2 separate regions of the Homo sapiens genome follow, and region 1 is linked to region 2. Evidence: read pairs that join two places in POLR2A ChIA-PET (ENCODE). Cell type or tissue: K562. All regions are shown on one strand. Each heading gives the region's core, and the rest is flanking DNA. Links, peaks and the distances in the headings are about the cores only. Region 1 has its middle 72 kb from the start of LINC01929. Region 2 overlaps LINC01929 (long intergenic non-protein coding RNA 1929).

What was found. Peaks named below come from ENCODE experiments on the same cell type or tissue, not always from the same donor. Only the 100,000 strongest peaks of a DNase experiment are listed, where the experiment ranks them.
Region 1: POLR2A ChIA-PET joins it to region 2 with 5 read pairs; 2 of 35 experiments call an interaction of 5 or more read pairs at or near these places.

Annotation. Positions count from the first base shown.
Region 1 is chr18:55,195,308-55,198,232 of GRCh38, reverse strand. No RefSeq gene overlaps it. Among named protein-coding and RNA genes, the nearest start is that of LINC01929, 72 kb to the right of the region's middle. In K562, for the core only: no CTCF peak of the experiment used is centred there; no DNase peak of the experiment used is centred there.
Region 2 is chr18:55,118,185-55,121,109 of GRCh38, reverse strand. All of the region lies in intron 1 of LINC01929 (long intergenic non-protein coding RNA 1929), which reads left to right. Among named protein-coding and RNA genes, the nearest start is that of LINC01929, 4.7 kb to the left of the region's middle. In K562, for the core only: no CTCF peak of the experiment used is centred there; a DNase peak (open chromatin) is centred at 1,579.

The DNA.
Region 1 (2,925 bases), core at 108-2,607, 77 kb before region 2:
TTATAAACAAGACAGAATTGTTCTAAATATTATTAGCCAATTATTCTTTGAACTAATATTTCTCAAGTATTTGCTATGTGCCAAGCATTCAAAGATCTTCACCAGTAGTATCTCATTTCATTCTTACAACAACCACACGAAACAGTTGCTCCTCTTAGTGTCACTTTACCAATTAGTAAACTAAGGCACTGGACACATGAGTTCAGTGACATGCCCAAGGTCACCCTGTTGGTGAGTGGAGGATCCCAAACATGAGCTGTCAGAATCTAGAGCTCCCTTTGGTGTGTAATCATGGCAAGATTACAAGAAATAAGGTGACTGACTGTCCTAGTTTGCCTGGATCTAGGGATTTTCTCGGACATGAGACTTTAGGTGTTAAAACTGGGAGGAGGCCGCGTAAGCATTATAGCTGAGAAGAGAGCAGGGCCACATTTTATATGGGTAATAAAACGTGCTAAAGAGTTGGGAATTTATACTAATGGCAATGAAGATCTTCATGTAAGAGGGCCACAAATTACACTGAGAGTTCTAAACTTCATAGCTGCATAAACCGTGAGTAGAAGTCTTACCCCCATCCCCAAAGTGACTCCCATCATTCCTGGGAATTACCAAGTTGTGGATACCCATAAACTCATTAGTGGTAGCAATGGTATCTACTCTGTATTGCTCATATTCTCTCTCTGGAGTTGAAAGCTGGCTTCCCAAATATCACTAACATAGCCTGCTGATAAGACAAAGCTGAGTTGATTGCTTACCATGGAAAGGGAGAACTCCACCTCATAAAGCTTTGGTAGCATCTCCAAAGGTGAAAGGGAAGGTTGGAATTTTTTGAGAATTAGAAGTTTGGTTTCAGGTGGGTCTTTCAAATTCCCCTTAATTAGCAATGCGGAAAGATCAAGATACAGCCGACTAGACTCTGGTGGGAATAGCAAGCTGAAGATTTTGAGGCATAGGATTCAAAGAATCTTAGGATGTAAGTGGTCTGATGATACTTTTCACTGAAGAGTTGAAGGGTCTTTCAGGACCCCTTTAGGAAATTCTTAATCAACAATCAAACTATTTGCCCAGGCAGGAGACTCCTGGAAAAACAAAGCCACACTAATGAAGACAGAGAGAGAGAAAGTCACATTATTGTATACAGTAAGGGATGGTTTCTGTTCTGTGTCTAGGCTGTCCATGGTATAGATAGTTTTGGTTCTCATGAGCACTGATTTGTCTATCACTTCTGCCCACCACACACTTGGAAAATCTTCACTACAGCCAGTTTCTTCCTGAGAACCTCAATATTGATTCTATGTGCTGGATTAAGATGCTCCAAAAAGCTTCAAATGCTCTTTTTCCCAGAATGGATGATAGAGGCAGCCTTCCTCCCTAAATTGTACCACACTCTGTCACCAGACCCAGTAAAGCAGCTTCTGCTTCTCAAACTCTGTCTTCTTGGGGGGCTCAAAACCAGCCCAAGGAACTAAGGCATACAGACATTACCATGGCCCAAACTGCTTTTCTCCCCTTCTCAGTTTCTCTCTTCTCTAAAACTTCTCCCACCTCTCCCAAGAAAAACAAAACCAAATCTCCTGTGTAGATGACTGGAGATCTACTGACACACTGATGGGGTGTGTTTGTGTTGCATGGTGCTGTCTAGATGAAAGCATGGGTGGGATGAATGGGGGTTGGGGTTGGGTGCAGTCAACACTAGCAAGTACCCACCCAATGTATCCTGTGATACTTGTATTATTCACTGCTCTTGGAAAACCTCCCACTTCTCTCTAATTCTATTAACACTCAATCCTTCCCATGTTGCCTCTTTCATAAGATGATCAATATTAATTTCAGTATCTATTAATCTTGTCCAAATGCCCTTTGGCATTTACTTATGTTCAATTTGCTTTTCAATCACGTTCTGCTTTAAATTGTTCTTAAAATGTTCCCCCTAACATTTTATTATTAAAATTTTCAAACATACAGAAAGGTGAAAAGAATTATACAGCTTATACCCATTGCTTAGGACAGATATGAGAAAACTTTTTCTTTAAAGGGTTGAATAGTAAATCTTTTAGCCTTTGCTGGACATATAGTCTCTGTTGCAGCTATGCAGCAGTGTAGTGCAAATGCACCATAGACTGTATGTAAATGAGTGGGCATATAGGTATGTTCTAATAAAACTTTATTTATAAAACAAGCATGTCCTGACCTGCAACCTAGACTGTACCATTAATGTTACTAATTTTACCATACTTGTTTTTATCATATATTCATCCATTCCTCTACATATCTCTCATCTATCACAGTTTTGATGCATTTCAAATTAAGCTCCCCTAAACACATACATCAGTTTTTATGTTTATTGTTTCACATGTACAATTATTTTTTTCCCCAAAAGACAGTATTTTTTTTTTTTTTTTTGAGACAGAGTCTTGCTTGTTGCCCAGGCTAGAGTGCAGTGTCATGATCCTGTGGTCTTGAACTACTAGACTTAAGCGATCATCCCACCTTAGCCTCCGGAGTAGCTAGTACTAAAGGTGTGTGCACCATCATGCCTAGATAATTTTTATTTTTAAATTTTTTTGTAGAGATGGGGTCTCATTATGTGCCCAGGTTGGTCTCAAACTCCTGGGCTAATGTGATGCTCTTATCTTGGACGCCCAAAATGCTGGGATTTGTAAGTTTTGTAATAACAAAAATTATTAAGATCATCTCAAAGTCTAATGCTCTCAGAAGCCTCCCCTTATTTTTTGCAGTCAGAAGTAATTGCTACTTTTCACATGTATTCATTAGTTCAACAAATATTTATCTGCTATTTTTTCAAGCACAGCTGTAAATAGGATTCAAAAATAAAGGTAGGCATTTATTGTCTAATGAATAAACAGATATGTAAATAAACTAATACAAGGCAATTGATAATAGAGGTGGAAACAAAGATTTTAA
Region 2 (2,925 bases), core at 164-2,663:
CATTTGTGGTTTGGGAACTAGAGAGGAAAAGTAATCCAAGCTTTCACAGAGTCATCAAGGGTTACATGGAAACAGGAAATTAACTATCCATTAAAAAAGCAAAGAATTATGTCAAAATACTTTAAAGATTATAAAGCTAATTTAGAGTTTCACAAGGACACAGTTAACATTGGAATGTATTATGTACAGTGATCTAAAAAAATTACACAGCTTCTTTTAAAATGGATGGAATAACTATATATATAGATGGTCACTAAGAACATTTATTCTTGTGAGAATGACAAGACTATGCAAGATAAAGAAAGTTCTTACTTTTGAACTATCTTTACAGAGGAAGAGTTGTTTTGCTTCTCTTCTTCAAACAGTAACTTCTATTTTTGCGTCCCCTCTGAGTCTCATGATGTTTGGCCAGCATTAGATTTCTATAAACCTAATAGAATTGATAATATGAATGGGACTTTTATAGAATTAAAATGTAAAGGAGACTCCTGGAAAGTGGTATAAAACTTTGGAGAATAAAGTCTTCCTCTGTTCTTTGCACAGGACTAAAGTAACTCTCCATATTGTTCCTTTATATTATGACCCATGGTGGCAATGACAGACCTAGAACAATACTGTTTTAAAATTGTGTCTCTCATAATAAGCAAAACCAGCCAAGAGTTCCAGGGTAGAGCAAATTAATGACTATAAGGAGGAATCATCCAGTGTTTGGGGTACTCTACTTTTATAAAGGATAGGCGAATCTCTTGCCAGTTACCGCCGTGTTATTTTAGGGAGGAAATTGACATTTCATGATGTTCCATGACTTACTTAAGTAAGAGAACAGAGAACCAACAATGAGTTTTCTATGCTTCAAGTTTGATTAACTAGGATTGTGCAAGGCTGCATTATGAGCTTTGTGGTCCTCAGCATTTTTACCTTCCAGGCCACTTCCTCCATAAAGAAAATTCAAAAATATATTTTAAAACTGCATTGGTATAAAGACAAATATATTAGTGAATTTATTTGTAAATATGCATTAATATTGTATTCAAGTTTTCCTCCTGATTTTAAAATAATGTAAAATTAAAGCAATTATCTGGACTCCTAAAAGTGTTGCAGGCCCTAGTCATTGTGCTTTCTATGCCTAGTGGGTAAATCCACTCCCAGATCATGCTTGCCTGTCAATATTGTAAAAAAAAAAAAAAAATCCTCATTAAAAGACTGGCTTATTAGCATAAGGTCTGCGGGTAAGAGAAGGAGAATTATGTGAAATAGAACCCCAACCAAACCCAAAGATACGTGCATAAGCCCACGTCCAGCCTATATCAGCTAAGCAGATACATAAAAAATAAATAATTTTTGTGGTTTTACGACATGGAGTTTTGTGGTGGTTTGTTATGCAGCAATGACTAACTGACATATAAAGTCTTGGCAGCTATTATATGGAGTTAGATTTTTTTTTTTTTTAGAGTGCAATGCAAAACCATTGGAAGGTTTTAAGCAGGGGAGTACACAATCTGATTTCCTTTGGACAAAGTTCACTGTGGCTGTGGGAAAGAGATTAGAGTGGACGACAGGAAACCAGTAGGAGGCTATCGCAGTCATCCAGCTGAGGAAAGATGACTTGACACGGTAGGCCTGGGGGCAGGGGTGGAAGTGGAGATGGAGAGAAAAGGATGGGAGTCCAAACTATATTTAAATTTTCTGCTAGGCCCTGTGAAGGATGTGAAAAGCTACAAGGAATTACAAGACCATGTTATGCCTTAATTGGAAAGGATGAGAGATAGATTGTTTCTGGAGACAGGAATAGAGAGTTGGTGAATTTTCTGATCACATACAGATAGTCCTGCTGAATGTTCCTAAACTCACTGAGGGCCAGATTCAACTTTTGAAATCTGTTTGTGGGAATCAAAGTTGATGGCAGAAGCAGATGGCTGTGAAGAATGCTATGGTGTAACATTTTGTGGGTTATATTTTAACAGGATGGTAACTGAGCTTTTTGAGCCTGTCTGGTCTATGCCCTCCTCAAAATTCTCCATCCATCTCCCTGTCTTCTCTCCCTTTCTATAATTTGCAACAATTTGATTTTCCCCCAAGGAAGTCTGCTTTCAGAAAAAGTTGCTTGTTTATCTTTGGTTTAGCCAAAGAAACAGAAACGTTTCAACATAACCACACCCTGATTTCACTTTGCCATATCATACAATTATAAGATGCCATTTCATTATAAAATTCAAAGAAACATTTCACACATGAATTCTTAATTCATTTCCTAGAGGCATGCAGGATTTGGTGTGGCTATCAACAGCTTCCTTGTTCTGAGGAGTGAACTGAGGTACCATGTGCTAAAGCATCTCCCTGAAAACATCTGAGGCAGGATTGAAATGAGCTTTCAGATCCCTTAATTCTTAGTTTAGTAGGGCCTCTCCCTAGATCATGCCAGTATAGCAGGAATATATTACGCACATTTTAAATCTACAGGCTTTTCAATAACTTAGAAATATATTGATCTTTCCTAAGAGATTTTCCCCATTTTTCTTGCCCATTAACATTGATATAAAAATATTAAAAATAAAGCCTAATAACAATGCATCTCATTAGCACCAGGATCACTTGAATAAAATAATTTTTTTTGCAGAAAGGTTTCACTTTATTGGACGTTGTTCATCCATTGGTTGAAAGAAATTATACTTTGTCAAGAATAGTATAGAAGAGGAAAATCTGCCTAAAGTTTCTGAAGAAAACCAGTGACAATCTCTTAACAATCAACGTAATGCAATGTTGTTATTCCTAGTTTTATTATATTTACATTTTTTATACTATGTTTTATACTTAGGCTTTACATTCAGAATTATTTATATTTCATTCTCATGTTAATGTTAGTTTGAGATTCTTTGAGTGATATTTACATTTGTCTGTTGATACAAATGGGAATAGATATATTTA